Linked DNA regions of Homo sapiens: region 2 is linked to region 1. A link is an interaction called in ENCODE POLR2A ChIA-PET data of the cell type or tissue named here. Cell type or tissue: OCI-LY7. All regions are shown on one strand. Links, peaks and the distances in the headings refer to the core of each region. The heading gives the core; the rest is flanking DNA. Region 1 has its middle 9.8 kb from the start of PAIP2B. Region 2 overlaps ZNF638 (zinc finger protein 638).

Region 1 (16,099 bases), core at 4,886-9,885:
AAAAGTAACCAATAAATAATAAAATGGTATGTTGTGAATAAATGCTACAAAGGAAAATAAAGCAGAGTCATGGGATGGTTGGGGAAATGGCTATTTTAAGTAGGATGGTTAGTTTAAGAGCTGTTTGAGGAAACAGCACTGAACAGAGATGTGAATAATGTGAAGAAGTGAAGAGTGGGAAGGGGCTAATAAGCAGAGCCACTACAGTGCACAACTCCAGGATCACTATTCACATTGCTCCATGTATTTTGAAGTTGTGTATTAGGTGTACATCCATTTAGGGCTGCCAACTCTGGTTTAAAGCTTTATTTGATTACATAATTTAAATGACGCCTGCAAGAAACATGTGTCTTTTAGAAAAAAAAAAATCTCTCTCTAGGATAGCATCCCCATACCCTCCACTGCTTCTTTCCCTGAATTGGCCTTCCGGTGTATGATGAGAGAAAGTTTACACAATCTCATAGGTTTGAAAAACAGGCTCTTCTGGTCCACGTGGTGTCCTTGAGCAGTCAGAAATACTCCTTGAGGATGAACCTTTATTACCAGGATAGCAATGGGATGTAAGGAAGGGTTGATGAACTTCTCTCGTCTCACTTCCTACCACTGGTGCCATCTATTATAAATTCATGGCTGGCTATTACCAGTGATAAAGAGAAAAGTCTTAAAAGCAGGCAGAAAAAAAATATGGCCATTTTAAGTAGAATGGTTAGTTTAAGAGCTGTTTGAGGAAAGACCATTGAACAGAGATGTGAAGAAGTGAAGAGCAGGAAGGGGCTGGGAAACATACAGAGGGGAAAAAATAGATAAGAATTACAGCAAATTTCTTATCAGAAACTATGGAAGCCAAAAGACAATGAAGGAATGAGGTAGCAATGTGGGTATCTGGTGGTGGTGGGCAGGGACAGATATGAGACAAAAACCAGTCATAAAGTTGTAGGAGATGATGTCAATGAGAGGGAGGGAGGCAAGAGAAGCCCATCACCCTTCCCCACATCCTATTGCTATTAGGGCAATAAATCTTCAACCTTGAAGATTACATCATTTCATTTTTTAAAATTTAATTGTGGTAAAATATATATAAAATTTACCATCTTAACTATTTTAAGTGTACAGTTCAGTTACAGTAAGTACATTCACATTTTTGTGCAATCATCACCACAATCCACCTGCAGAACATTTTCATCATTCCTAACAAAAATTCTGTACCCATTAAACACTAACTCCCCATTCTCCCCTTACCCCAGCCCCTGGAAATCACCATTCTGTTTTCTGTATCTGTGAATTTGACTGCTCTAGGTATCACGTGTAAGTGAAATTATGTAATATTTGTCCTTCTGTGTTTGGCTTTATGTCTCCCACGTTTAAGTATCAGAATTTCTTTTCTTTTTAAGGCTGAGTAGCATCATTATAGGTATATGTCCTATTTTGTTTATCAATTCATCCATTGATGGACATTTGGGTTGTTTCTATCTTTTGCCTATTGTGAATAATGTTGGTATGCAAATATCTGTTCAAGGGCCTGCTTTCAATTATTTTGGGTATATATTCTGAAGTAGAATTGTTAGGCCATATAGTAACTCTATGTTTAATTTTTTGAGGAACCACCGTACTGTTTTCCACAGTGGCTGCACCATTTTGCATTCCCGCCAACAATGTACGAAGTTTCCAATTTCTACACATCCTTGCCAACAGTAGTTTCTTTTCTGTTTTTTTTTTTTTTTTTTTTAAATAATAGCCATCCTAATGAGTGTGAAATGGTACCTTATCCAGGTTTTGGTTTGCATTTTATTTTATTTTTCCCATAACTCAGAATGCAATTTTATTTCATTTATTTTTCAAGACAGGGTCTTGTTCTTTCACCCGAGCTGGAGTTCAGTGGCGTGATCATGGCTCACTACAGCCTCAACTCTTGGGCTCAAGCAATCCTTCCACCTTGGCCTGCCAAGTAGCTGGACTACAGGCACGTGCCACCATGCCCAGCTAATTTTTAAATTTGTTGTAGATATGGGGTCTCACTTTGTTGCCTAGGGTGGTCTTGTGCCTGGACTCAAATGATCCTGCCAACTCAGCCTCCCAAACTGCTGGGATTACAGGCATGAGCTACCACTCCGTTTGGTTTGCCTTTACCTAATGATCAGTTATGTTGAGCATCTTTTTTTGTGCTTATTGGCGACTTGTACTTCTGTTTTGGAGAAATGTCTATTCAAGTCCCTTGCCCATTTTTGAATCAGATTGTTTTCTTTTTGAGTTGTAGGGGTTTAAAGAAATATATTCTGGACATTAATCCCTTATCAGATATATGATTTGCAAATATCCTGTGAGTTGCCCTTTCTCTATATTGATAGTGTCCTTTAATACTTGGGGACTACATTTCTGAATGTGCAAGTATACTATCTGGCACTAGAGAGCTTATTTTTCAAAGCTATAAGATCTCATAAGCCCTCTCTTACCATACTCCTGAAAGCCACCTTAGGGAAAGAAGCACTGCTGGGTATGGAGAGATTATTACAGAGACAGATCACTTTTTCCCAAAAGAGCTAAGCATTTCTTATAAGGTTCATTTTATTTAACCAGACAAAGCTTTAAAGTGGAGTGGATATCTAGTTGGTTTTTGGTCTCCCCTCACAACCTAGAGAGGTTCCTGGAAGAAAATGAGATAAGCTGGGAGATAAAGAAATCAGTGGATACACCAACAGCCAACCAAAAGATTCTTCTAGACATCTTCAGGTACCCCAAGAAGAAAGTGAAAAAGAGAAGAGTCTTTGACTCCTCTCTCAAGAAAGTTGTATTATCCATTCATGCTAGAATCAGGAGGACTTCTGCAACTGAGGATCACTAACCCTGGGCAATTTCCACTTGAACACTTCAAGACTTCTTTCTGGGCACCATCATCCACTCATCTATGACTTAATCAGTCCAAGCACCCAGGCTTATTCTACTAGGCAAATAATCTTTCTATGGGGACATTGACTAACCCACGATAAAATACCTAGAGATACTGGCATTTAGAAGTACCCAAGAAATTTCTGGATCCCACCTTATTCCCTGTGGAGAGACCAACTAGTCAACAAGCCCCATTACACACTGTTATCTTTATAGTACCTCATTCTTTTTTTCTTTCTTTTTTGAGACAGGGTCTCACTCTATTGCCTAGGTGGAAGTAGAGTGACACCATCATAGCTCACTGCAGTCTCAAACTCCTGGGCTCAAGTGATCCTCCCTCCACAGTCTCCCAAGTAATGGGGAATACAGGTGTACATCACCATGTCCTGATAATTTATTATTTTTTTTTTTTGTAGAGATAGGGTTTTGTTATATTGCCCAGGCTGGTCCTAAACTCCTGGCCTCAAGCAATCCTGCCACGTTGGCCTTCCAAAGCCCTGGGATTACAAGTGTGAGCCACTGTGCCCAGCCTAGTGCCTCATTCTTTAATATAAACAGACAGCTAATGATTACCAGAAAATTGAGGAAAGCCTCTAACATAAATGACAAAGATCAAAATAAATATACAGAAAAAAATTAACTCAGTGGTAACAGAAATAATGCAAGAAGCAGAGGAAAATGGAAAAAAAACCCTTAATATTCTTTAAAAATAAGATACTGTATCACCAAAAAAGAATAAAATGCTGCTTTTAAAAAGGAACATTCAGAGAACAAAAAAGCATTCTTGGAAATTAAAAATAAAAACTCTTCAAAATTTAGAGCTTCATTTTGCTCTCACATATCAGCAGCCTGGAAGTAAGAAACTCTGGGGCTTCCATATTCCACACAGCAGGCAGGAGCAAGAAGTAAAGAAGGATATGTCTCTGCCCTCAAGAGACTTCAAGGAAGTCTTCCACTCACCATTTCCATCCAGCTAAATAGAACGTAGTCATCTGGATAAACTTAGCTTGCCAGAGTATCGGGGGAACCAGCCCCCAATATTTCAATGTAGGTTCTTTTCTATTTTCCCTAAGTGTCAGCTGGTCTGAGAAATAAAGAGAAAGAGTACAAAGAGAGAAATTTTACAGCTGGGCTTCCTGGGGCATCATCACATATTGGTAGGACCGTGATGGCAACCCCAAGCCTCAAAACCAGCAAGTTTTTATTAGAGATTTCAGAAGGGGAGGGATGTACGAATAGGGAGTGGGTCACAGAGATCACATGCTTCAAAGGGCAATAAAAGATCACAAGGCAAAAGGGCAGAGCAGGATCACAAGGCAAGGGTGAAATTAGAATTACTGATGAGGGTCCATGTCCCGCTGGGCATGCATTGTCTTGATAAACATCTTAACAGGAAACAGGGTTCGAGAGCAGACAACTGGTCTGACTAGAATTCACTAGGCTGGAATTTACAATCCAATCCTAGTAAGCCTGAAGGCACTGCAGTAGACCGGGGCGTATTTCATCCCTTATCTCAACCACATAAGACAGACACTCCCAGAGCGGTCGTCTATAGGCCTACCCCTGGGAATGCATTCCTTCCCCAGGGTTATCAATTATTAATATTCCTTGCTGGGAAAGAATTCAGCTATATTTCTCCTACTCACACATCTGTCTACAGGCTCCTTGCAAGAAGAAAAATATGGCTCCATTCTGCCCGACCCCTCAGGCAGTCAGACCTTATGGTTATCTTTCCTTGTTCCCTGAAAATCGCTGTTATTCTGTTCTTTTCAGGGTGCCCTGATTTCATATTGTTCAAACACGCATGTTTTATAAACAATTTGTATAGTTAACGCAATCATCACAGGGTCCTGAGGCGACATACATCCTCAGCTTACAAAGGTGATGGGATTAAGAGATTAAAGTAAAGACAGGCATAGGAAATTATAAGAGTATTGATTGGGGAAGTGATAAAGGTCCATGAAATCTTCACAATTTATGTTCAGAGATTGCAGTAAAGACAGGCATAAGAAATTATAAAAGTATTAATTTTGGGAACTAATAAATGTCCATGAAATCTTCACAATTTATGTTCTTCGCGGCTTCAGCAGGTCCCTCCGTTTGGGGTCCCTGACTTCCCGCAACACTGGAGAGACTGGGAAATGAGTTATATGACCAGGTGACTAGTTAAACACGAGTTTTACTATTAAGTGAAAAGAAGAGAATGGATCTAAAGATCACAGAAAAACTGGAAGATAAAGACATGAAATTTTATGTCTCGTAAAGCAAAATAAAAAAGAAAGTTAGATGGAAAATAGGAGAGAAAGTATGATAAATGTTCTAGAAGGAGAGAGTAGTCCCCAAGAGAGGAGGATATAAATTAAATATCAAAACCATGCCTCATAACTGAAATAATCTGAGTCCTTTAATTGAAGGAATTCATCAAGTGTCCAACACTTTGAATAAAAAGGGCCCACACCAGTAATAAGTAACACTTGTTAAGTTTTAACTGTGTGCCAGGTATCACTTTAAGCACTTAACATGTATTAACCCCATTTAATTTTCAAAACAACAGTGTGAGTACTGCTATTATTCCCATTTTACAAATGGATAAACTGAGGCAGATCAGCTAGTAAGTGGTGGTGTTCTGTGTTCCTGTAGAGGAGGAATGCATTCAGATGTCCAACCTGATGACACCACACAAGTACCAAGAAGGCACCAAAAGATGTATCGTGCATATCATGAGATTTTCCATGCTTCAGGCTTCCAAGCAGGTCAACAAATGAGAGAGGCAGGAGGGGTGACTGGTTTTGGGTTTAATTGTGGCTAGCAGGTAGGGCTGGGGTAAGGGTGTTCATTAACAGGTTAGGGCTTGCAAGATTTGAACTTCCCAAGGAGGGTGCACTTTTTTTTTACCGACTTGCCTACATGTAGGGCAAGAGGGTAAGAGGGAGGATGGTGATTAAAAGCTGTCAGCTGGCCGGATTTGGTGTCTCACACCTGTAATCTCAACACTTTGGGAGGCTGAGGTGTGTGAATCACATGAGGTCAGGAGTTCGAGATCAGCCTGGCCAACATGGTGAAACCCCATCTCTACTAAAAATACAAAAATTAGCTGGGTGTGGTGGTGCAGGCCTGTAATCCCAGTTACTCTGGAGGCCGAGGCAGGAGAATTGCTTGAACTCTGGAGGCAGAGGTTGCAGTGAGCCGAGATCGCGCCACTGCACTCCAGCCTAGGTGACAGAGCCAGACTCCATCTCAAATAAATAAAAATAAGTAAATAAATAAAAGCTGTCAGCAGTCAAATATTAAAAATGGAGTCTGACTCTTTATTAAAAGCTGCAATTCAAGTCAAAGCACTTGCAAAGCTGTAGGGATAAGGACAAGATCCTAAAAGTTTTCAGAAAGAAATAGGTCACACACAAACAAGTCAGGAATCAGAAGAAAATCAGACTTTCCACAACTAAAACAGGAAGATAGAAACCAGTGGTGCGATACCTTCAAAATTCAGAAGGATAATGATTTCTAAGCTAGAAATCTATACCCAGCCATACTATCAATTCAGTGTGAGGGTGGAATAAAGATATTTTCAGAAAAGCAAAGTCTCAAGAAATCTAATTCTCAGATACCCTTTATCAGGGGCTACTGGAGGATATGCACTACTGTATTGTATATTTTGTATATTTTCAACTTTCTGTATATAATGATGTTTGACATCTTTAAAAATCTGGCTGGGGGCTGGGCTCAGTAGCTCATGCCTGTCACCCTAGCACTTTGGGAGGCTGAGGCAAATGGATCACTTGAGCCCCGGAGACTGAGACTAGCAACATAGCAAAACCTCATCTCTACAAAAGATACAAAATAGCCGGTGTGGTGGGCAAGCCTGTAGTCCTGGCTACTGGGGGTGGGGGTGGGGTGGGGCTGAGGTTGGAGGATCTCTTGAGCCTGGGGAGGTGGAGGCTGCAGTGAGCTGTGATGGCGCCGCTGCACTCTAGCCTGGAGGACAGAGTAAGGCCCTGTCTCAAAAAAAAAAAAAAAAAAATATGGGGAGAAACTGCCCCTCCTGGGGCCGGTCAATTCTTAGAGATGGCAAAGGGCTCAGCAGGAGCCGTACTTTCTCTGTCTGGCCCACAGACCCCAAGAAGCAATATTCATCTGCTTTAATCATGCCAGAGCCAGGTATCAGGCAACTAGAGACAATCCCTATAGCTTAGAGCCTACCCAAATCATTCGAGTTTGCCATTCCTAAACCCAGCCTTGCCTTTCCCCAGGAAATCCCAATTAAGGTTCTAGCTTAGGCTTTTTCCCTGTTCCTGTCTTGGGCTACCAAGCCAAAACCTGGTGCCTCCCGCTGTGACCCTGTGTGGCATGCAGTGATCCCCTCTCTAAGCCTTGTGAGTATAATAAGCTTTGTTTTCATGAGCCTCTCCTGTGCCTCCTCTTGTGGCTGCACCTGACTGACCATGTCACAAAAACACAAAACCATCATCAAAATTAGAAAGCAAGAAAGAGGAAGACACATAACTAAGGAAAGCAGGAGAGCTAAGAAAAGAGAAGAATGGCGGGTATTTCTCAGCATGACAGTGAATGGGGCAAGACCTGTCCCGCAGGCATAGAGTGCGGGCTGCCTGCAGTGAGATGAGTGCTCCAGCAGTGATGTCTTCCAGAAAAACAGGAACTGATACGTCACCATTTAAAAAAAATTCATGGCCATACTGACAGGTGATTTCACAGCTGGGAATAAGTTAATGATAAATGCACGGAAGACTAAGATGGCATTGTCAGTTCAGGAAAAGATAAAAGAAAAGGCACATAATCATACTACTACTCTTTGTAGCTTAGCTACAAACAATAATAAAAAATACACATGCAGCATTTGGTGTGTGCTAGGCACTGTTCTAAGTGTCTTTCATTTATTAACTCATTTAAACCTCCCAGCAGCTCATTTTACAGATCAGAAATATTTGGCAAAGATGTTAAGTAAAGGTACTTGTCAAATATTACACAGTATATCAGTCTCCTGCTGCTAAAACAAATTACCACAAACTTAATAGCTTAAAACAATACAAATTCATTGTCTTATAGTTCTGGAGGCCGAAAAGAGGTTTCTGTGAGCTAAAATCAGGGTGTTGGCAGGCCTGTATTCCTTCTGGAGCTCTAGGGGGAACCCCTTTCCTAGTCATTTCCATCTTCTAGGGACCACACGCATTCCCTGGCCGGTGGCCTCTTCCTCCATCTTCAAAGCTGGCAGCGTAGTATCTTCTCGCCCTCTGACTCTGCTTCTGTCCTTACAACTCTCTCTGATTCTGATTCCTCTGCCTTCCTCTGACAGGGACTCTTGTGATTAGATTCAGCCCACCTAGCAATCCAGGATAATCTCTCAATCTCAGAATCCTTAATTTAGTCACATCTTCAAAGTCCCTTTTACCATGTAAGTTAACATATTCATAGGTTCTGGGGATCAGGGTCTGGGCATTTTTGAGGGGACAGTATTCAGCCTGTCAAACACAGCTAGGGGTAGAGGCAAGATTCAAACCTAAGTAACTTATTTCCAGAGTTCTTACTCTTAATCACTATGCTCTGGGGCCTTTATGACAATACTCACATAATCATCATCATCTGAATACCAAATATGGCTATAACGAATTTTGGGATATAACCACATTGGGAGGATAGGGAGTAGGCTAGGGAGCTCTCTAATGCTACTCACTACATAGCATTTAGTATTTGCTAGGCAAAGAACAGTGCTTAGCACATACCAAATGCTATGTAGTGAGTGGCATTAGAGAGTTAATTCTTTATATTTCACAGCAGAAAGGCAAATGGATAGACTAGACTAGTCTAAAACTAAAAAAAAAAAAAAAAAAATCCAAGAATAAGTATATAAGCGTTTTTCTTAACATATGAGAAATATATATCTCAAAAGAAGCAGATAAAAGCAGAAAAGCATGCCAGGCGCAGTGGCTCATGCCTATAATCCCAGCACTTTGGGAGGCCGAGGCAGGAGGATCACCTGAGGTCGGGAGTTTGAGACCAGCCTGACCAACATGGAGAAACCCCATGTATTTTGTAAAAATACAAAAAATTAGCCAGGCATGGTGCCACATGCTTGTAATCCCAGCTACTTGGGAGGCTGAGGAAGGAGAATCACTTGAACCCAGGAGGCAGAGGTTGCAGTGAGCTGAGATAGCACCATTGTACTCCAGCCTGGGCAACAAGAGCGAAACTCCGTCTAAAAAAAAAAAAAGCAGAAAAGCATTGCCTCAAGGGTGGCAGGGGGAACTGGTGATTTTTGTTATCAGCCGTGAAAAACCAATTGATTTTACAAACTGTGTGTAGGTATTTCTTTGATTAAACACATTTCATTAGAAAACCCCAAGGTGTGAATATGGGACTCTGTTTAAGGAGCTTCTGTTTGCAGTGTCCTCCCTGCCAGTCTTCACTGTCATGTTTCCCAGTTCCCTGACCTTCTTTCAGGATCCTGTTTCTTGTCTTTGGCTCTTTGCATGATAGCTGGGTTTGGCTGACTTACCTCAGCCTTAGCACCCTCCCTTGGACACAGCTTTGGTATTTGTCCTCCAACTGGAAGTCCTGGGACTCTGGGTGTCTAAACTTCTGCTGTCAGAAGCAGGGCTAAACAAGGACTTACCTGGCTTTGGTGAGTTCCAGGCATGGCTTGTGGACAAAGCACCTCTTTCCCATGTTTATGTGGTCCAAGCCAGAAGGCAAATATCAGAATCAAAGGCAAAATTATAGTTCATACACTGGGGAGTTAATCTTAGGGGCAACACAGAGAACAGGAGCAAGGTCGTAGAGGCAACGTGAGATGAGTGAACAGCAGTAAAGGAATGGAAGTGCCTTCTGAGAACAAGGAGTGGCAGAGGGGACTGAGGCACTGGGTTGGTCCTTGAGAGGGGGTGACAGCAAATGGGCCATCCGAAGGTTTGGGTCCTGGACCTGTCATTCCAAATCCTCCAATAGTTTTTCTAGATTCATGATAGATGGCACTTTTCGGTCCCTTTTGAAGTTAGGCATGGATATGTGATTTTCTTTGGCCAGTAAAATGTAGGAGAAGCATATGTGCTTTGGACAGATTTTTTGGGTTTTTTTTTTTTTTTTGAGACTGAGTTTCGCTCTGTTGCCCAGGCTGGTGTGCAGTGGTGCAATCTCTGCTCACTGCAACCTGTGCCTCCCAGGTTCAAGCGATTCTCCTGCCTCAGCCTCCAGAGTAGCTAGGATTACAGGCGCCTGCAACCACATCTGGCTAATTTTTTTATTTTTAGTAGAGACGGGGTTTTGCCATGTTGGCCAGGGTGGTCTCCAACTCCTGACCTCAAGTGATCCACCCACCTTGGCCTCCCAAAGTGCTGGGATTACAGGCGTGAGTCACCATGCCCAGCCTGGACAGGTATTTTAAAAGCCAGTAGATCATATTCTACATCTTCTTCATATCACAGTGATCAAGTAGCAGATGTTGAGATGGAGCCTCCATCAGCCTGGGTCTCTTGAGTAACTACAGTGAGAGAGGCCCCTGCTGAATCACAATGAACATAGAGAAAGAGTGACAAACTTTTGCTGTATTAAGTCTCTGAGACTTTAGGATTGTTTGTCATCACAGCCTGACCTAACCCATGATGCCTGATACAGGTCCTGAAGTACCAGTCACTGTTCTGAAGGCAGTGACTTTGCCTTAAGAACTCAATGAGCAAGGCAAGGGTTTTGGCTTAAGAACTCAATGGGTCAAGTCCAGAAAACCAAGTTCACTCAGAGAATCCAAAGGACAGGAACAGTGCCTCAAATGATGGCAAAGTCAAGAGCCAAGAGCTGAGAAGAGCTGGACTAGCATGAGAACAGGTTAGAAGCAAAACCCAGAGAATGCTTGTTAATTCCTAGGGAAGGAAGTGAATTAAAGTGAGTGATACCTGTCTTTATTATTTTCTCAGCTCTGATCCACAGGGCGGTCTGGGAGGTTTGAAGGCTCAAGGTCAAGTGGACATGAGGGTGGTGGAAGCATCAGTACTATGCAGTTTGTGGAGCTTCAGGTTGGTAGTACAGGGAGATGTAGAAATACAGTGCAGGTGCTCTGATTAGAGAGAAGGAGCAAAGTGTTGAAAACAAACCCTGCGATGATGAGGAGCTCTGTAGAGGCACACAGATGCTGATGATAGGTTCCCTTTGAGCCACTGAATAAGGTGCTCCATTTGGTCATCACTGTGTGTAGTGGGCAGTATTCAGCTGGACAAGGTTGCAGACTTCTAAGCTGGGAGATGAACTGAAAGTGAGGTCAGAGGTCAAATGACTGAGTCCTCTGTAAAGGAAGATCTGATTAATAGACTGTCTCCAGTGGTGCAGATTGAGGCTAATATGAAAAATGTCCTTGTTAGAAAGTTGGGTCAGGAACATTCAAGGCAGCACTGAGTGTTGGACAGGACACATTAATTCCTTACATGTCTCAGGTGTTCCTTCAGTGTGCAGATGTCATGTAGCAGTAAGGTGTAGGATGCCATTTTTGATTGTGGCCTTTGGAGACCATATTCAGGGCTAGGTATAACTAGTCAGGAAGCATGGTGGCAGAGCATCAACCTGAACACATGCCCCCTGAGCTTTAGGGAAACAGTGTCTACCTGGAAGTTTTGACTGCCTAGAGTATATGATATTGGAAACTCAGAATAGTAAAAAGAGGCAGCCTGCCTTGTATCAACAGAACTGCCCTGTATGTGGCAGCTGCTATAGGCTATGATGAGATGTATGAGATGTATGTCCTACCCTCAGATGCTGAGACCTCAGGAAACAGTGGCTAAAAGCTAAAATTTCCATTCCCTGGGATAATATTTTGTCTCCACTGGGCTCAGCTTCCATGCAAAATGGGAACAGGTTTGCAGTTAACAGATCTGATGTCCTTCTGAGATGCACGTACGCCTATAACTTTGCTGTAAGCTAAGAGTCTAGAGACTATAAAATGCCATACTGGCTCAGACAAGGTCAAAGCAGGGACAAACAAACCCTACAGCCTCTGGATTATAGAGCTGCTTCCTGGGACCTAACAAATCAGTTTACCTCCTGAATGAGTCAATTAGTGGTGCTGTGAGGGTAGGAAAGGAGCGAATGAGCCGCTAGTAACATCCAATGCCCCCAAATATGGCTATGAGCTACACTGAGGCCTTGGTAGTCCTGGTAGGAGCTCTTTACAAAGGTCACTGGGGGCTGGCTGAGGAATTGGTGTTATGGTTTGTGAGAAGAGTTTCAGTTTCAGAAAAGGGAGTGCAGCTGCTTGGCTAGATCTCAGGCTGGGCACAAATTCAAGTGGACATTTGTACTAGAGAAGGGAGTGATGACAGGGCAGCCCCTCAGCCTCCCTGTAGGTGGTATGCATCCGAAACCTCTGGCATTGATGTGACAGAGGAACTGATGCTCCAGGTCCCAAGCAATGCTGGTGGGTGGCAGGCATGAGTCCTTCAGGAGATGCTCTGGTTATTGGCTTTCGGCTTGGAGAGGTCAAGACCCTCAGACAGTGTGGGCAGCATGTGACTAATAGGAGCTGGCTCTGGACACACAGCCTCCACGAACAGCTGGATTCATGTGGTCTTCTGGGTCACTGTCCTCTCTCCCTGCTTGCCCCCTACCCCAACATTTCAACTTCAGCAATATTGCTTCCTTTCTTCTTCCCAAATGTTTTTTTTTTCTTTTACAGAAAGTGGGTCCAGTCAACCACAAGGCTTTGTTTTGCTGAGTTGAGTATGCAAATACACAAGGACCTGTAGTCCTTCCCCACACAGTGCTTTTTTCTCTAAAGAAACACTGAACAAATACTCTTTAAGCACTGATTTAATGGAACATCAAATCATTGGCTTCCTTGGGTACTTGCATGTACTGATCTGCCCTCTCTATCTGCCCTAAGAAGAGGATTCTAAGCATAATTGGAATGCAGAAAAACTCTTCTTGTATTTGAGGTCTAGAGAACAGCACCAAACAGATAGTTCAATGAAGCAGCAATGTGAAGTTGCCAGGCAGAGACATGGGAGCCAGGAATGGGGCCGTGCAAGAGTAGTCAGCCACAGTGAGGCAGGGCAAGACTGGTGTGGCTGAATCATGACAAATCCTCCATGGTACTTGAAATCCCCTCCACTCTACCCATCATGAACTATCCCCCAATACAGGGCCCCAAGATAGGATGTCCCATCCCCCAAGATAGGGGCCCCAGCAGACCTCAAAGGCATAATCTGGCTGATGTTGGCATTGGTTAAGTCAATTAGGATAGAACAGCTGACAGAAAGACATCCAGAGGGAGAGTCCAACAACTGTTCAAAAGAGAGCCAAGGCTAAGATTGGAGAGGGAAAGTAGTGTCACGTCTGAGAGGTGACAAAAGCAAATAAAGCTAGGTTAGGAGCCAGACGAAAGGAAGGTAAGGAATAAAGGCAAACAACAACAACAACACAAAAGGGAAAGAGGACCTAGCTAGAACTTGTAGAAAGGGTCAAGATAGCCAGGCCGGGCATGGTGGCTCACGCCTGTAATCCCAGCACTTTGGGAGGCTGAAGCGGGCAGATCATGAGTTTGAGACCAGCCTGGCCAATATGGTGAAACCCCATCTCTACTATAAACACAAAAATTAGCCAGGCGTGGTGGCACACGCCTGTAATCCCAGCTACTCTGGAGGCTGAGGCAGAAGAATCGCTTGAACCTGGGAGGCGGAGGTTGCAGTGAGTCGAAGTTACACTACTGCACTCCAGCCTGAGCAATAGAGCAAGACTCTGTCTCAAAAAAAAAAAAGAGGGGGGCAATCTCAAGATGCTTGAGTAGGCTGGCCAAACTTAAATGCACAGGTTAGGAGGGAACATTATATAACTAAGAATACACATGATACTGTGATAGTTATTTAGTGGTAATGACGATATCAATGACCATTTATTTAAATAATAAGCTTTAAAATACTTTTGATACATTTGGAATAGTTGAGAAAATACAAATATGTACTGGAGATGTTAGATAGCATTAGAGAATTATTGGTAATTTTGTTGGTTGTAATGGTGCTATTGCAGTTAATAGGGAGAATATTCTTAATGTTTTCGAGCTCTAAGAAAATATTTAAAGATTAACTCATGACAACTGAAATTCACTTTGAAATGGTTTAGTAATACATACTCATATATATACATATATGTGAAGTAAATATGACAAAAATTTAACTAGTTTTGGATGCAGGTAATAATTCCATGTACTATTCTTTTGTTTTTCCGTTTAAATATTTTTCTTAAAAGCAGTTATAAATAAAAGCTAAAAATTAGTTTTTATCAATAGATCTACCAGAAGCTAAAATACAGCTAGGTATAAAATGATTATGCTAATGAAAAATCAAGACTATGTGGGTGAAAATATGTTATCAATTATCAATGTCGACCAGAAACATTGGGCAAAGGTCTTTATCATAAGGAAACTTTGCAGAGCAAATTTGAGATTAGAGATGGCAATAACATAGTTTGCAAAGTTCTCTAGCGGTTTCTTAGGTCTCTCCTGATTTCAGTAATCTAAATATTCATTTGCAAATACATCTATTTTAAGGGGATTGGGAGTAATAATTTCTTTTTGCAAGTACTTGTATCTGTTATATGATCTTTATCACTTTTGTCTAGCATTTTTAGTTATGTCTTTGTGACTGTCTGATTTATTCCCCAGCAAAGTTACCTTTTCTTCAAGGTTCATTTTTCAGAATTCTTGGTTTCTCTATTCCACATGTACATGCCCGACAAATACTTATTTATTAAATAAATACTTAGTTATTTAAGATTCCATGTCCTAAATACACTTCCAGAACACACAAACCTCACTACCATTATGCAATTTATCTTCTGCAAATCATTATTTTTCTATGGTAGCTTGCATGCTGAAAGCAAAGTGCATCCACATTCCCAATGATCACAAGTGTCCCACTATACTCTGGGAACCAAAATTCCAAGAATACTTCCAGGTTCCAAATTTACCCCTCCTGTAATGGAAAATCTCTCCTGCTGAGGTGGTAGTTTCTGATTGCCCAATATTGTGTTCCCTTTCCAGGGCTGCAGGAGCCCAAACACTCTTTTGAAAACCTCTCTCCCTACTAGAAACACAGGCTGTTCATTTAGCAATTATAGCTGTCAGCACAGCAAGCTGGCAGGAGAGAGAACAGCATCTGTTTCTGGGCAGCGAGCCCTTGGCAGAGCCAGGAGTTGAGGGCCTGGGGAAACAGGTAGGACAGTGGCTCTAATTTGTCACTTCCCCAGCACTTGTGTATTTGCATCTTGTATCCTGAAAAGTGATACATGTATTAATTTCACCTATATGCTGGGGAGGAAAATTAGAAAATATGGGAAGTAGATAAGAACAGGAATGGTCTGTGGGTCTCCAAGGTCTTGTACATAGTGATACTGCCTCATCCATTCATCTCTTCATTCAACACCCACCTACTGACTATCTTTTCTATATCTGCTGCTGAGCTTGGTGCTGTGGACCCACTGGTGAATGTGACATGGTTCTTGTCCTTGAAGGGCACACAGAGAGTGGAAAAAACTAAAGTATAAATGAGAACTACAAAGGGTTTCAGACTGTATGGGGCATGGGGAGCCCATACAAACAGGAATGGAATAAACTGTGGGTCTCCAGTTTCCACCTGCCCTTTTGTTCTTAGGAGCGATATTTCCTAACCATTTGCCATGTGAATTCCTTCCAAGCTGCTGCTTTAAGGTTTTCCATTATCTAACCAGAAGCCTGAAATTCCTCAAATTTTTATGGCACATGCTATTTGTCCATAGCTATTTAGGTGTTATCACCTGAATACATAGTGTAAATCTTGCATCCTGAGATAAGTTCCTAATGATTGTGGTAAGTGTCCTGTACTTTTACATAATAGCTAATTATATAATAGCTAGCAAATATACTTTTTGAATACTTTTGACATTAACTTGCTGTGTGGCCATTTGGCAAGGTCCCTCATCTGTCTTCTAGCTCTCAGATATTCCATCTGAAAAATGAAGAGAATTGTCCTGCCCACCTTATCCTCTCCTTGAGTTGATGACCAAGGGCTCTGAAGAATGAATATATTTTATCTAGACAAGGGTGTCTATTTTTCTAGACAAAATGACAGTTTATATTAATAAACAAATCTAATGAGCCAGGAAAATATTAAAAGGCTGGCAAACCAGAAAAATATTAAAAGGGTGGCAAATGTGTCCAGAAATATCATTATCCAGAGATAACCTGTTT
Region 2 (16,099 bases), core at 5,180-10,179, 180 kb after region 1:
CATTGTATGCTGATATCAGAGGTAAGTAATAGGACCTTATATGTGGTGTCCTTGTGTTGTCAATCTGTTAAAAATCTTGCACTATCTAAAGAAAAAGGCAATTTCATCATCTAAATCTAAATTAGAGTATCTTTAAGTAAATGTATTATGATAGGTACCAGTTTAAGCACAAATGAGTGGCTCATTTCACTTGATAATTTCAGAAAAAAATATATAAAAGTTTTTAGCTATTCCTCAGCAGAACATGCATTTTTAAAAAGTTGTCATTTATATTTTTCAAGCTGTTATTCAGTTGTGTTCAACTAAATTCAAAATTAAACACTGACTGTACAGAAATCCTTATCCCAGAAATATAGTCCCAAATTCTTAGAGTTAAAAGAAAATTAAAGAAGTGAAAATTTACATAAACTTCTGCCTGAATTGGTACTTCACTTCCTAAGTGCTTACCCAGAACCTTATTCGTATAGTTTAAGTTGGATAACACATATGGCTTATTTGTAACAGTTTTTAATTGACTACTATTTAAAATGAGTTAATAATCAACTCTATATTATCTTCTCTTCAACACTTACTGTTTTTGTTAGACTGAAATGTTACTTCTTTGTGTAGTATGTGTGACCTTTATTTCAATATCTATAGTTAGCTTGTATACAAAGCATGTAGCACTCCATTCTAAATACTGAAAACTAGTAGCTGCATTTTTGGTATCATGATTATGAAGATATTTACTGCAGAATTAAGTAATAATGAGAATGGGTTTATAAAGAAGGCAATATGTGTGTCCATAACCTCTACACTCACAGGTGAGTTTCTTATATTCCCAGTCATTTCTCAAAATGGCGCCACATTTTCATTTTCATAAGTAGGTAGATTATGGTTTTCTTGTATGGTTTAGGGTTTGTATCTTGTTGAAAGGGGGAAAAATGACAGTCTTCATGTTACTGTGATCATCTGTGTAACTTAATTACTATTTGTTGAATGGAGTCTCCTTTCAGAGCTATTCTTGTGACTCTTTTCTAAATTTAGGGTCATTTGCTTTGTCGACCAATTATATACACCTTTGGTTTTCTTTCATTGTTTTTCTGAGTCATGTCTGTTTTTTCTTGGATTCTGTCACGTCACAGGTGGTTTTTCTGTTTGCTAGAGTACATTCTCAAGTATTTTTTTTACCCCAGAAAGTATGTGGAGGCAGTACATTTTCTGAAATTCTGCATGTTTGAAACTGACTTTATTTTGCTCTTACGTATTTCATTGATTGATTGTCTAGATGTAAAATTCTGTGCTTAGGCTATTTTTCCTTTGATTGTTTTTAGCATCCAGAATCCAGTATTATTGAGGAGAAGTCTGATTTAGATCAAAACTATTTTGTTCCTCTGAAAGGTTTTAGGATTTATATTATTAATTCTTTAAACTAGTTTGTTTTTCTGTTTGTTTGTTTTAAAGACGAAGTCTTAACTCTGTCACCTGGGCTGGAGTGCCATGGTTCAATCATGGCCCACATGATTTAAACCTTAACTCCTGGGCTTAAGCGATCCTCTCACTTCAGCCTCCAGAGTAGACTATAGGGGCATGCCACCATGCCCGGCTAACTTTATTTTATTTGATTTTTGATTTTTTTTTTGTGTGTGTGTGTGTGTAGATGGGGTCTCATTGTGTTGCCCAGGCTGGTCTCAAACTTCTGGCCTGAAGTGCTCCTCCACCCTGGGCCTTCCAAAGTGTTGGAGTTACAGGTGTGAACCACTGTGCTTGGCCCTAAACTAATATTTATCTAATTCCTTTTCTCTATGCTAACACTATTTTAGGTATTAGAATACCATGATGAACATTGTTTCAATGTCCTAGTTCTCAAGGATTATATTTTAGTGGAGGAGATAGACTATAAACAGATATAAAAGTGGTAAAAAGACTGTGAATAAATAAATTGAGATAAAAAGAGAATGATTAATGTGGGGAATGTGTATCTTAAAGTGGTCAGTGATAGTCCCTCAGCAGAAGAGTTATTTGAGAGACCTGATGGAAGAGAGCAAGCTCTAAGAAAATTTCAAGGGGAGATTTTTAGGCAGAAGAACCAGATCAAAGGCTTTAGGGACATACTTGGTGATTCCAGAATTTCTAAAGAGAGGGTTGGTATTGCTAGTCCAGTGAGTAAGGTTTTTTCTTGGTTTGGGACTCATTTCCTGCATCCTGCTTTTAGAGCAGGAAGTTTTTCTCCCCACCCACCACCTCCCCCCCCCTTTTTTTTTTTTTTTTTTTTGTCGAGATGGAGCCTGGCTCTGTTGTCCAGGCTGGAGTGCAGTGGCGTGACCTCGGCTCACTGCAGCCTCCACCTGCCGAGTTCAAGCAATTCTCCTGCCTCAGCCTTCCGAGTAGCTGGGACTACAGGCACGCCCTACCATGCCCACTAATTTTTTTTGTATTTTTAGTAGAAATGGGGTTTCACCATGCTGGTCAGGCTGGTCTCGAACTCCTGACCTCATGATCTGCCTGCCTCAGCCTTCCAAAGTGCTGGGATTACAGGGATTAGCCACCATGCCTGGCCCCAGGGAAGTTTTTCTATTATTATTTTTTGATTTATTTCCTTCAATTTTTAATATTCTGTTTTTCTGGAAATAATACCAGCACTGATTTCATAGATGCTGTATTCTCTTGAATTTTTCTGAGGATGTTCTTTTGAGTTTTTTATTTTTTTTATTTATTTTTTATTTTTTATTTTTAATTTTTTTTTTTTTATTATACTCTAAGTTTTAGGGTACATGTGCACATTGTGCAGGTTAGTTACATATGTATACATGTGCCATGCTGGTGCGCTGCACCCACTAACGTGTCATCTAGCATTAGGTATATCTCCCAATGCTATCCCTCCCCCCTCCCCTGACCCCACCACAGTCCCCAGAGTGTGATATTCCCCTTCCTGTGTCCATGTGATCTCATTGTTCAATTCCCACCTATGAGTGAGAATATGCGGTGTTTGGTTTTTTGTTCTTGCGATAGTTTACTGAGAATGATGGTTTCCAATTTCATCCATGTCCCTACAAAGGACATGAACTCATCATTTTTTATGGCTGCATAGTATTCCATGGTGTATATGTGCCACATTTTCTTAATCCAGTCTATCATTGTTGGACATTTGGGTTGGTTCCAAGTCTTTGCTATTGTGAATAGTGCCGCAATAAACATACGTGTGCATGTGTCTTTATAGCAGCATGATTTATAGTCCTTTGGGTATATACCCAGTAATGGGATGGCTGGGTCAAATGTTATTTCTAGTTCTAGATCCCTGAGGAATCACCACACTGACTTCCACAATGGTTGAACTAGTTTACAGTCCCACCAACAGTGTAAAAGTGTTCCTATTTCTCCACATCCTCTCCAGCACCGGTTGTTTCCTGACTTTTTAATGATTGCCATTCTAACTGGTGTGAGATGATATCTCATAGTGGTTTTGATTTGCATTTCTCTGATGGCCAGTGATGATGAGCATTTCTTCATGTGTCTTTTGGCTGCATAAATGTCTTCTTTTGAGAAGTGTCTGTTCATGTCCTTCGCCCACTTTTTGATGGGGTTGTTTGTTTTTTTCTTGTAAATTTGTTTGAGTTCATTGTAGATTCTGGATATTAGCCCTTTGTCAGATGAGTAGGTTGCGAAAATTTTCTCCCATGTTGTAGGTTGCCTGTTCACTCTGATGGTAGTTTCTTTTGCTGTGCAGAAGCTCTTTAGTTTAATTAGATCCCATTTGTCAATTTTGGCTTTTGTTGCCATTGCTTTTGGTGTTTTGGACATGAAGTCCTTGCCCACGCCTATGTCCTGAATGGTAATGCCTAGGTTTTCTTCTAGGGTTTTTATGGTTTTAGGTCTAACGTTTAAATCTTTAATCCATTTTGAATTGATTTTTGTATAAGGTGTAAGGAAGGGATCCAGTTTCAGCTTTCTACATATGGCTAGCCAGTTTTCCCAGCACCATTTATTAAATAGGGAATCCTTTCCCCATTGCTTGTTTTTCTCAGGTTTGTCAAAGATCAGATAGTTGTAGATATGCGGCATTATTTCTGAGGGCTCTGTTCTGTTCCATTGATCTATATCTCTGTTTTGGTACCAATACCATGCTGTTTTGGTTACTGTAGCCTTGTAGTATAGTTTGAAGTCAGGTAGTGTGATGCCTCCAGCTTTGTTCTTTTGGCTTAGGATTGCCTTGGCGATGCGGGCTCTTTTTTGGTTCCATATGAACTTTAAAGTAGTTTTTTCCAATTCTGTGAAGAAAGTCATTGGTAGCTTGATGGGGATGGCATTGAATCTGTAAATTACCTTGGGCAGTATGGCCATTTTCACGATATTGATTCTTCCTACCCATGAGCATGGAATGTTCTTCCATTTGTTTGTGTCCTCTTTTATTTCCTTGAGCAGTGGTTTGTAGTTCTCCTTGAAGAGGTCCTTCACATCCCTTGTAAGTTGGATTCCTAGGTATTTTATTCTGTTTGAAGCAATTGTGAATGGGAGTTCACTCATGATTTGGCTCTCTGTTTGTCTGTTGTTGGTGTATAAGAATGCTTGTGATTTTTGTACATTGATTTTGTATCCTGAGACTTTGCTGAAGTTGCTTATCAGCTTAAGGAGATTTTGGGCTGAGACGATGGGGTTTTCTAGATAAACAATCATGTCGTCTGCAAACAGGGACAATTTGACTTCCTCTTTTCCTAATTGAATACCCTTTATTTCCTTCTCCTGCCTGATTGCCCTGGCCAGAACTTCCAACACTATGTTGAATAGGAGCGGTGAGAGAGGGCATCCCTGTCTTGTGCCAGTTTTCAAAGGGAATGCTTCCAGTTTTTGCCCATTCAGTATGATATTGGCTGTGGGTTTGTCATAGATAGCTCTTATTATTTTGAAATACGTCCCATCAATACCTAATTTATTGAGAGTTTTTAGCATGAAGGGTTGTTGAATTTTGTCAAAGGCTTTTTCTGCATCTATTGAGATAATCATGTGGTTTTTGTCTTTGGCTCTGTTTATATGCTGGATTACATTTATTGATTTGAGTATATTGAACCAGCCTTGCATCCCAGGGATGAAGCCCACTTGATCATGGTGGATAAGCTTTTTGATGTGCTGCTGGATTCGGTTTGCCAGTATTTTATTGAGGATTTTTGCATCAATGTTCATCAAGGATATTGGTCTAAAATTCTCTTTTTTGGTTGTGTCTCTGCCCGGCTTTGGTATCAGAATGATGCTGGCCTCATAAAATGAGTTAGGGAGGATTCCCTCTTTTTCTGTTGATTGGAATAGTTTCAGAAGGAATGGTACCAGTTCCTCCTTGTACCTCTGGTAGAATTCGGCTGTGAATCCATCTGGTCCTGGACTCTTTGTTTGGTAAACTATTGATTATTGCCACAATTTCAGAGCCTGTTATTGGTCTATTCAGAGATTCAACTTCTTCCTGGTTTAGTCTTGGGAGAGTGTATGTGTCCAGGAATGTATCCATTTCTTCTAGATTTTCTAGTTTATTTGCGTAGAGGTGTTTGTAGTATTCTCTGATGGTAGTTTGTATTTCTGTGGGATCGGTGGTGATATCCCCTTTATCATTTTTTATTGTGTCTATTTGATTCTTCTCTCTTTTTTTCTTTATTAGTCTTGCTAGCGGTCTATCAATTTTGTTGATCCTTTCAAAAAACCAGCTCCTGGATTCATTGATTTTTTGAAGGGTTTTTTGTGTCTCTATTTCCTTCAGTTCTGCTCTGATTTTAGTTATTTCTTGCCTTCTGCCAGCTTTTGAATGTGTTTGCTCTTGCTTTTCTAGTTCTTTTAATTGTGATGTTAGGGTGTCAATTTTGGATCTTTCCTGCTTTCTCTTGTAGGCGTTTAGTGCTATAAATTTCCCTCTACACACTGCTTTGAATGCGTCCCAGAGATTCTGGTATGTGGTGTCTTTGTTCTCGTTGGTTTCAAAGAACATCTTTATTTGTGCCTTCATTTCGTTATGTACCCAGTAGTCATTCAGGAGCAGGTTGTTCAGTTTCCATGTAGTTGAGCGGTTTTGAGTGAGATTCTTAATCCTGAGTTCTAGTTTGATTGCACTGTGGTCTGAGAGATAGTTTGTTATAATTTCTGTTCTTTTACATTTGCTGAGGAGAGCTTTACTTCCAACTATGTGGTCAATTTTGGAATAGGTGTGCTGTGGTGCTGAAAAAAATGTATATTCTGTTGATTTGGGGTGGAGAGTTCTGTAGATGTCTATTAGGTCTGCTTGGTGCAGAGCTGAGTTCAATTCCTGGGTGTCCTTGTTGACTTTCTGTCTCGTTGATCTGTCTAATGTTGACAGTGGGGTGTTAAAGTCTCCCATTATTAATGTGTGGGAGTCTAAGTCTCTTTGTAGGTCACTGAGGACTTGCTTTATGAATCTGGGTGCTCCTGTATTGGGTGCATAAATATTTAGGATAGTTAGCTCCTCTTGTTGAATTGATCCCTTTACCATTATGTAATGGCCTTCTTTGTCTCTTTTGATCTTTGTTGGTTTAAAGTCTGTTTTATCAGAGACTAGGATTGCAACCCCTGCCTTTTTTTGTTTTCCATTGGCTTGGTAGATCTTCCTCCATCCTTTTATTTTGAGCCTATGTGTGTCTCTGCACGTGAGATGGGTTTCCTGAATACAGCACACTGATGGGTCTTGACTCTTTATCCAACTTGCCAGTCTGTGTCTTTTAATTGCAGAATTTAGTCCATTTATATTTAAAGTTAATATTGTTATGTGTGAATTTGATCCTGTCATTATGATGTTAGCTGGTGATTTTGCTCATTAGTTGATGCAGTTTCTTCCTAGTCTCGATGGTCTTTACATTTTGGCATGATTTTGCAGCGGCTGGTACCGGTTGTTCCTTTCCATGTTTAGCGCTTCCTTCAGGAGCTCTTTTAGGGCAGGCCTGGTGGTGACAAAATCTCTCAGCATTTGCTTGTCTATAAAGTATTTTATTTCTCCTTCACTTATGAAGCTTAGTTTGGCTGGATATGAAATTCTGGGTTGAAAATTCTTTTCTTTAAGAATGTTGAATATTGGCCCCCACTCTCTTCTGGCTTGTAGGGTTTCTGCCGAGAGATCCGCTGTTAGTCTGATGGGCTTTCCTTTGAGGGTAACCCGACCTTTCTCTCTGGCTGCCCTTAACATTTTTTCCTTCATTTCAACTTTGGTGAATCTGACAATTATGTGTCTTGGAGTTGCTCTTCTCGAGGAGTATCTTTGTGGCGTTCTCTGTATTTCCTGAATCTGAACGTTGGCCTGCCTTGCTAGATTGGGGAAGTTCTCCTGGATAATATCCTGCAGAGTGTTTTCCAACTTGGTTCCATTCTCCACATCACTTTCAGGTACACCAATCAGACGTAGATTTGGTCTTTTCACATAGTCCCATATTTCTTGGAGGCTTTGCTCATTTCTTTTTATTCTTTTTTCTCTAAACTTCCCTTCTTGCTTCATTTCATTCATTTCATCTTCCATCGCTGATACCCTTTCTTCCAGTTGATCGCATCGGCTCCTGAGGCTTCTGCATTCTTCACGTAGTTCTCGAGCCTTGGTTTTCAGCTCCATCAGCTCCTTTAAGCACTTCTCTGTATTGGTTATTCTAGTTATACATTCTTCTAAATTTTTTTCAAAGTTTTCAACTTCTTTGCCTTTGGTTTGAATGTCCTCCCGTAGCTCAGAGTAATTTGATCGTCTGAAGCCTTCTTCTCTCAGCTCGTCAAAATCATTCTCCATCCAGCTTTGTTCCGTTGCTGGTGAGGAACTGCGTTCCTTTGGAGGAGGAGAGGCGCTCTGCGTTTTAGAGTTTCCAGTTTTTCTGTTCTGTTTTTTCCCCATCTTTGTGGTTTTATCTACTTTTGGTCTTTGATGATGGTGATGTACAGATGGGTTTTCGGTGTAGATGTCCTTTCTGCTTGTTAGTTTTCCTTCTAACAGACAGGACCCTCAGCTGCAGGTCTGTTGGAATACCCTGCCGTGTGAGGTGTCAGTGTGCCCCTGCTGGGGGGTGCCTCCCAGTTAGGCTGCTCGGGGGTCAGGGGTCAGGGACCCACTTGAGGAGGCAGTCTGCCCGTTCTCAGATCTCCAGCTGCGTGCTGGGAGAACCACTGCTCTCTTCAAAGCTGTCAGACAGGGACACTTAAGTCTGCAGAGGTTACTGTGTCTTTTTGTTTGTCTGTGCCCTGCCCCCAGAGGTGGAGCCTACAGAGGCAGGCAGGCCTCCTTGAGTTGTGGTGGGCTCCACCCAGTTCGAGCTTCCCGGCTGCTTTGTTTACCTAAGCAAGCCTGGGCAATGGCGGGCGCCCCTCCCCCAGCCTCGTTGCCGCCTTGCAGTTTGATCTCAGAGTGCTGTGCTAGCAATCAGCGAGATTCCGTGGGCATAGGACCCTCTGAGCCAGGTGTGGGATATAGTCTCGTGGTGTGCCGTTTCTTAAGCTGGTCTGAAAAGCGCAATATTCGGGTGGGAGTGACCCGATTTTCCAGGTGCGTCCGTCACCCCTTTCTTTGACTCGGAAAGGGAACTCCCTGACCCCTTGCGCTTCCCAGGTGAGGCAATGCCTCGCCCTGCTTCGGCTCGCGCACGGTGCGCGCACACACTGACCTGCGCCCACTGTCTGGCACTCCCTAGTGAGATGAACCCGGTACCTCAGATGGAAATGCAGAAATCACCCGTCTTCTGCGTCGCTCACGCTGGGAGCTGTAGACCGGAGCTGTTCCTATTCGGCCATCTTGGCTCCTCCCTGAGTTTTTTAAAAGGCACTTCAGTTGTCTGAAATATCTTTTCTTTAGCTTACTTTGTTTACTTTTGTGCATTTGTTTTTCCGTTATTCCTTTATGAATAAGGAAGTAAGTTGGCCAATATAGGTATCTGATGTAGAGTTCCTCTGATACCATGCAGGGTTTTTTTTTTTTTCTCTCTAATAAACTTTTCTCCTTAATGGAAAGCTGCTAGTAAACACTCTCTGTAATTGGGACTTAAAAACCATCATCTTTAGTTTTGGGCAGTATCATTAGGATATAAGCTAGACTTATCACCAGATATCCCAGTAAAGGAAGTCTTTACTGTTGGACTCAAACACCTATGCCAGGAATCCTCTCTAGACACATTGAATTTCCTTAAAGTATTGTTTTCAGTTTTTAGTCTGACAAAATCTTTCTAGAAGACTTCTACCCAGAGAGTGCATGATTTCTCAGAAAAGGCTTCCTTCTAGTATGTATAAGCTCTGAATGGCAGATATGTTTTGCCATTTTGTTCACTGATGCATCCCAAGTACCCAGGACAGTGCTTGCCATATAGGGACTGATTTTTAATTCCTGCCCTTTTTTGGGGCTACAGAGTATTGCTTTCTTGGGACCCACATATCAGATAAATATTTAAAATATTTATCAGATATCAGACAAATATTTAAAAGGATTATTGTTCAATTTTATTTAGCATTTCTAGGTATTTTGAATAGGAAACTTTTTTAGTCAGCTGATCTCTCTTAGAAGTCTTTTAAAATAATTCCTCAAGGAAGATGTTGATATTTCACATTTATTGTTTAGGGAAAAGATAGAATTTCCAGGCTTCTAAAGTTAATAAAGTTTCTTATTTATATCATTATTAAGGAAACTTATTTTTTCATTAATATAAGTTATTGTGTGTGACCTAATTTGGAGGTCTTTAATTAGAAAAAAATTCTAGAACCTGATAGTAATGTAGACACTGAAAACTAGCTGCTTTGATACATTTTTAAGGTTTTTTTTTTTGAGCTTAAATTTTTACTAAAAACATTGCTTTTATAGTTAAATATTTCAAATCCAGTGGAATAGCCTCTAATAAAATGCTGATTATATTACAGGTGCAAATTGAGCATGACCCAGAATTAGAAAAAGAAAGGTATGTTGCTTTATGTTTACTAACACTTTTGTATAGTATTTAGTTTCTGAATTTTATTGCTGTATTTTATAGTAATGGCTCACATGTAGTGAAAAGTTCTTTTCTGCATATTTATTTTGTGTACATATGGGCTTGTTACAGTTTTCTTTTTGGACTCAGCCTGACCTAGGAGTTTCGTTTGTTGCTTTTTATTTACTCTCATTTAAGTATTTACTGAATATTTAGAGTAACTGCGTATATAAACAGTTTGAATTAAATAAACCACTTTATAAAATGTTTTAAGACTCTCGAATAACTCAACATCACGAACAGTAATTACATTGTTTTTGTTAGATTTTCCTATTCCAAAATAAACACGGTAGTAAAATTTTAACCTTTTAACGTTACTTAATTTCATTGTGTGTTTTGATACTTTTTAAAAACAACTGGGTTGGGGCGAGTAAGTATTTGTCCAAAAAAATTATGTATATAGTTTTGCATTATCAGAGGAATGAAAGCTTGTTTTTCAAAGTCTCCACAAACTGGTGACTTACAGCCTTGTTTTGACCACGTAAAGTACACCCTCTCCTTAATAACTTTCTCATTCTGATGGATATCCTCCTTATCACCACCCTTGTTCCACCAGTTGATGACTTGCCTTTCACTGCTCTTCATTGTAAATCACTGATTTAGAATATTTCTTTTTCCTCCTGTATACTGAGTCATCAATATTTATTAGTCCTTGTTGTAAGAGCGTATATTTGTTTGAAACAGCAGTTTGAAAGTGTTTAAATATGTAAAGTGTTTATTTTATCTGATGCACTGATGTTAAGATCCCTGAAAAACAGAACGTCTTAGCGGATTTTTCTTCTCAGTAATTTTTATAAAATCAGATTATTTTAGTTGACAAAGATGATGAGTACATTAAAATATACCAGTAACATTAAGCAATAGGTTTGCTCTGTGTGTCAGCACAGGGTTATTTAAGTTGTATGTCATACCAGGTGCATTCACATACCTAAGAAATAGTACCACCAGCAGTGTGTGATGTGAAAGCTCACAAAGGGCTTAATAAATAACAGTGCCTATGTAGTACTATATATATAGACCTAAAGATTGGCCACGTTAACTCTGTGGCAAAACCCATTTTATTTCATTTTACAAAGATTTTTTGAGGTCTGCATGAAAAGTTGTTCTCCATAGCAATAGCAGTTGGTCATTGTTCTCCTCTCATTGTTTAGACATAGCTTTTAAAATTGAATATATTTCTTAAATAATTTATAGATGTATTCAACCTCATAAAACTAATTTTTAAAATTAGCACCAAAAACTTCTTAATTCCCACCCCCCCCCGCCTTTTTTTTTTTTTTTTTTTTTTTTTTTTTAACATTAGAGAAAAAGATGTGGGATATGTCCAGAATACTAAACATTTGTTTTGGAGTGAACTGATGCTGAGAAAATACTATTTGTTGTTTTTGTTGTGTTTTTTTTTAGAGACAGGGTCTTGCTATGTTGCTCAGGCTGGCCTTGAACTCCTGGGCACAAGCTGTTTTCCCACCTCAGCTTCCTGTGTAGCTGGTACTACATGCACTTGTTTTGTTTTGTTTTAAAGCACTTGTGGTTGCCAATTCATTATGAATATGATACTTTTGTTTATAACTAAACTATTTAAATACTGTTTAGAGGAAACTCGTGGATACATTCATAATTTAATAATTCACACTGTACTCATTCTGTTGATATGTAAACAGATTTTATTTATCATCTGATTAAAGCCACAAATAAGAATGCTAAGTGAAATTTTTCTAATTCATTAACATTAGGAAGTAAACAGTTGGCCTCTGAAATAAACACTAATCTTTAGTATTGTGAAGTCCCAGTTTAAGGTTTCTCAGAATGTTTGTCTTTCAGTGTTAACGTTTGTTCTAATGCCCAGCTTTTATTGTATGCTTTTTCTGAAGGCTGTGAAATTCTGGTATTACTGGGATATTGGGGCTGGAGGGAGGAGTGGCAAATGAGATATCTGTATCTCAAATGCCTTTCTGGAATCCTTTTCTGTTCCATTTCCCAGAATGTGGCTGTTTTCATTTGATCGTTACAAAGAGTGGTTGTTTAACTTTGGTGTTAATGTCATTTATTTGACATTTCAAACTGTCTTTTCAAACTAACTTGATCAATATTGAGGCTTTTTTCCCATATTAGCCAGAAAGCAGATACTAGTTTTGGTAAATGACTTCTCTAAAGAAAACACTATGATTTGAAAAGACTAGCACACAAGGACAAATATGGAATTAAATAATTCTTCTGAGTAGACCTGTGTTCTCTGTTTCAAGTATGGAACTGCATAATGGTTCAGTTTGTATATAAGATAATAACTTTTTTATTGAAAAACTTGTGAAGGGGAAAGTCTTGCTATATCCTTGAGCCAGGAATCAAGGTCTCCATTGTTATCCTAGCCCCATAGATGTTTTTACTTAGCCCTAAGTTTCTAAAGTTTTATGTAGGGTTAATATGCAGTACAGTAATGAGGCAGGAATTTGAATATTTTCTTCATTATTGGAAATGAGTCTTGTAATTTAAAGACAAAAGCTTGTTTTGAGAAGTAATATTCATATACCTGCTGTAACTGTGAATGTCACTGCTCTTTTCTGGTTGTGCTTTGCCACAAATTTTATTGTGAATTGTAAAGATTTGAAACTCTTAAAATTAGCCATTTATATTTTGAAAAAAAGGGGTGTGATTATTTTAAAAAAAAAACATTTTAGCATGCAAAGAATAACTTGCACAATGGATAGAATATATATTGATTAAGGTTTAGGGTCAAGAGGTATTTCTCTAATCTGGTAGAAAAGTTTTCTCCTCAGGATGTAATCTTTGGGGCATGAGGGAAGACCAGTTTGGTTCAAATGATTTAAGACCCTGATGTGGTAGCACAACTTTCTTAAATATGGTTAACATCTCAGCACACAGATATACACCATCTTGTGTTGTTAACTGAAGGGTACATGGCCACCCTCTAAGAAGCAGGTCAAAAGGGATGGCTCATCCTCTCCTTCCTTAAAAAATAGGAGAAGAAAGTCAGTACTTTTTAATAATCAGGTATTGATATGATAGGATCACTCTCTGGTGTCTTTCTCCAATCTGCTGCTTCTCATTATATGAATATATTTGGTAAATTTTAATTTGCATTGATAGCATGTTGGGCATTGTTTTTGGAAGCTAAGGTTTTCCTTGTTCTTCAAGAAAACCTCTGATTTGTGGAATATTGATATAAAAATAACTTATTCTGTGTCTACCTCGGTGAAAGTACTGGAATTATAGGACTACTCACTTTTCATATACTTTAGATTTGGGAAGACCATGATGAAATAAGATGAATTACATATACTTAGCCATGTATTTCCTCCATTTCTTCTGAATATTACTTACACATTTAAGTTAAATATTAGAATTATACATTATTCTCTTGAATTGGGAAGGTTTATTTTTTAATGCATTTCTTCTTATAGCCAAAGGCAAATATTTATAAGACTGTATGTTCACATAAGGTGATTATATCAGGTTTTGTCACTAGCTTTAAATCCTCAATAGAGTATATAAAGAATACTTTCCAAATAATGTTCTAAGTATTATCATTAATAAATATGGTTCTTGGGTAATTAAAAAAATATTTTACATCCAAAAAAAAAATAAAAAGGTGATATGATTTAGAGTATGGTCTTTTCCCCCCACCAGTTTCTGTTTATGTTCTTTTTAGGTAAGGTTCACTTATAAAATTTTAAATCATAATGCATGGATCATTAGTTTTATTGTAGAACTGTACACATATTTTATTATTTCAGTTACCACTGTTGGGAATAGGACCTGATAATATTTGAAGTGTCTCAGATTCACATTTGACCTTTCAATGTCAGGGGTTAACTTGACAGAGGAGGGAAAATATTGGCTGTAATCACATGAGCGCAAAAGGAACATATCAACAGTCATAATTTATATTATTTACGTATTTCCAGCAATACATCTTACCCATTTTATGCTGATTGGTTGGATTTCCCAGTGCTTATTACGAATGCATCAGGAAGTCTTAACAATTGGCATCAGCAGGATTCTTTATAATGGTTGAATTCTCATCATAGTTTGATTTTTGTTTGTGTTTTTGTTTGTGTTCTTTTTGTTTGTTTTTAAATACTTTTAGCCCTGGCTTGAAAAACAGTCCAATTGATGAAAGTGAGGTGCAAACAGCAACTGATAGTCCCTCTGTTAAACCTAATGAGCTTGAAGAAGAAAGTACTCCCAGCATTCAAACAGAAACTTTGGTACAGCAGGAAGAGCCTTGTGAGGAAGAAGCTGAAAAAGCAACATGTGATTCTGACTTTGCTGTTGAAACTTTGGAGCTTGAAACTCAAGGAGAGGAGGTCAAAGAAGAAATTCCTCTTGTAGCATCCGCTTCAGTCAGTATTGAACAATTCACTGAAAATGCCGAGGAGTGTGCTTTAAATCAGCAGATGTTTAACAGTGACTTGGAGAAGAAAGGGGCAGAAATTATTAACCCTAAAACAGCATTGTTACCATCTGACAGTGTGTTTGCAGAAGAAAGGAACCTCAAAGGAATTCTAGAAGAATCTCCATCTGAAGCAGAAGATTTCATTTCTGGAATTACACAGACTATGGTAGAAGCTGTAGCTGAAGTAGAAAAAAATGAAACTGTTTCGGAAATATTGCCATCAACTTGTATTGTGACGTTAGTACCAGGAATTCCCACTGGGGATGAGAAGACAGTGGACAAAAAGAATATTTCTGAAAAAAAAGGTAACATGGATGAAAAGGAGGAGAAGGAATTTAATACTAAGGAAACCAGAATGGATCTTCAAATAGGAACAGAGAAGGCTGAAAAGAATGAAGGTAGGATGGATGCAGAAAAGGTGGAAAAGATGGCAGCAATGAAAGAAAAGCCTGCAGAAAACACTTTATTCAAGGCATACCCAAATAAAGGAGTGGGTCAGGCTAATAAGCCTGATGAAACTAGTAAAACTAGTATTCTGGCTGTATCAGATGTATCTAGCAGTAAACCAAGCATCAAGGCTGTTATAGTCTCTTCTCCTAAGGCAAAAGCTACAGTTTCAAAAACTGAAAATCAGAAAAGTTTTCCAAAATCTGTGCCCAGAGATCAAATAAATGCTGAAAAGAAACTTTCAGCCAAGGAATTTGGTCTGCTTAAACCCACAAGTGCCAGGTCAGGCTTGGCAGAAAGCAGCAGTAAATTCAAACCTACTCAGAGCAGTCTTACCAGAGGAGGCAGTGGAAGGATCTCAGCCCTGCAAGGCAAGCTTTCTAAACTGGATTACAGAGATATAACAAAACAATCTCAGGAAACAGAGGCTAGACCTTCCATCATGAAACGGGATGACAGCAACAATAAGGTGAGGAGGGTAGGAAGAATGGCACAGTGTGTCTTTGAAGTGATTAGCTCCGCTGCTGTAGCTATGTAGTAGGAGATGTAATTTTGTTTCATACTTTCATCTCCTCACTCTACCCCGGAAGCTCCCATTTCCTTTTCTTAAATGATTCCATTGTTTAAGCCAGTAGACATTCAGAGTATTAAACTCAAGTTCATAATTTATTGACATGTTTGAAAAGCATTATTTGGATACAATTTGGAAATAACTGTGGTTTAAAAAAAAAAAAAAAAAGTCTGCAGTGAATCTCCTAAGGTGATTTACCACTCTGCTTCTGAATGGGAAACTGTTTCCTCTCTTAAATTGAAGCTTCCTTTATCAGGTCACTGATTGCCTAACTAGACATTGTGGGACGAAAAGATCAGTAAAACTGAATTTAACTACAACTTGTACAGACTGTGCCTATACTGTTTAGTGACTGTTGACTTAGTTTTGTATACATGTTAAATAATTTGCATAATTGACTGTATTTGGGTAATGTTTACTGTTTTTTTTTGTTTTTTGTTTTTTTTTCCAGAACATTAATAATATGGTTGTAAATTCCGTTTTTCTGTATTTCTTATTTACTATTTCAGACTTTGGCTGAGCAAAACACTAAGAATCCTAAAAGCACTACTGGTAGAAGTTCCAAATCTAAAGAGGTAAAAAATAGATCACAGACCCTAACCCTTCTTTTTCATCTCCATAGCACAGTTCATCTATCTTATAACTTGTGCCTGCCTTAACAATGTTAGTGACTAAGAGTTTAGAGCAAGGGATAGGAATGAGATGTTTTGTTTTTAA

The links. ChIA-PET counts read pairs that join two places held together with the same protein. Peaks named below come from ENCODE experiments on the same cell type or tissue, not always from the same donor. Only the 100,000 strongest peaks of a DNase experiment are listed, where the experiment ranks them.
Region 2: POLR2A ChIA-PET joins it to region 1 with 6 read pairs; 4 of 35 experiments call an interaction of 5 or more read pairs at or near these places.

The regions. Positions count from the first base shown.
Region 1 is chr2:71,228,880-71,244,978 of GRCh38, forward strand. No RefSeq gene overlaps it. Among named protein-coding and RNA genes, the nearest start is that of PAIP2B, 9.8 kb to the left of the region's middle. In OCI-LY7, for the core only: no CTCF peak of the experiment used is centred there; a DNase peak (open chromatin) is centred at 7,432; H3K4me3 peaks cover 768 bases; H3K27ac peaks cover 1,197 bases.
Region 2 is chr2:71,408,759-71,424,857 of GRCh38, forward strand. It overlaps ZNF638 (zinc finger protein 638), which reads left to right. Exons shown (of 28, transcript NM_014497.5): 21 at 9,844-9,881; 22 at 14,056-15,280; 23 at 15,892-15,957. Among named protein-coding and RNA genes, the nearest start is that of DYSF, 50 kb to the right of the region's middle. RefSeq lists an enhancer at 7,855-8,484 and silencers at 8,087-8,136, 15,161-15,455. In OCI-LY7, for the core only: no CTCF peak of the experiment used is centred there; no DNase peak of the experiment used is centred there; H3K4me3 peaks cover 725 bases; H3K27ac peaks cover 801 bases.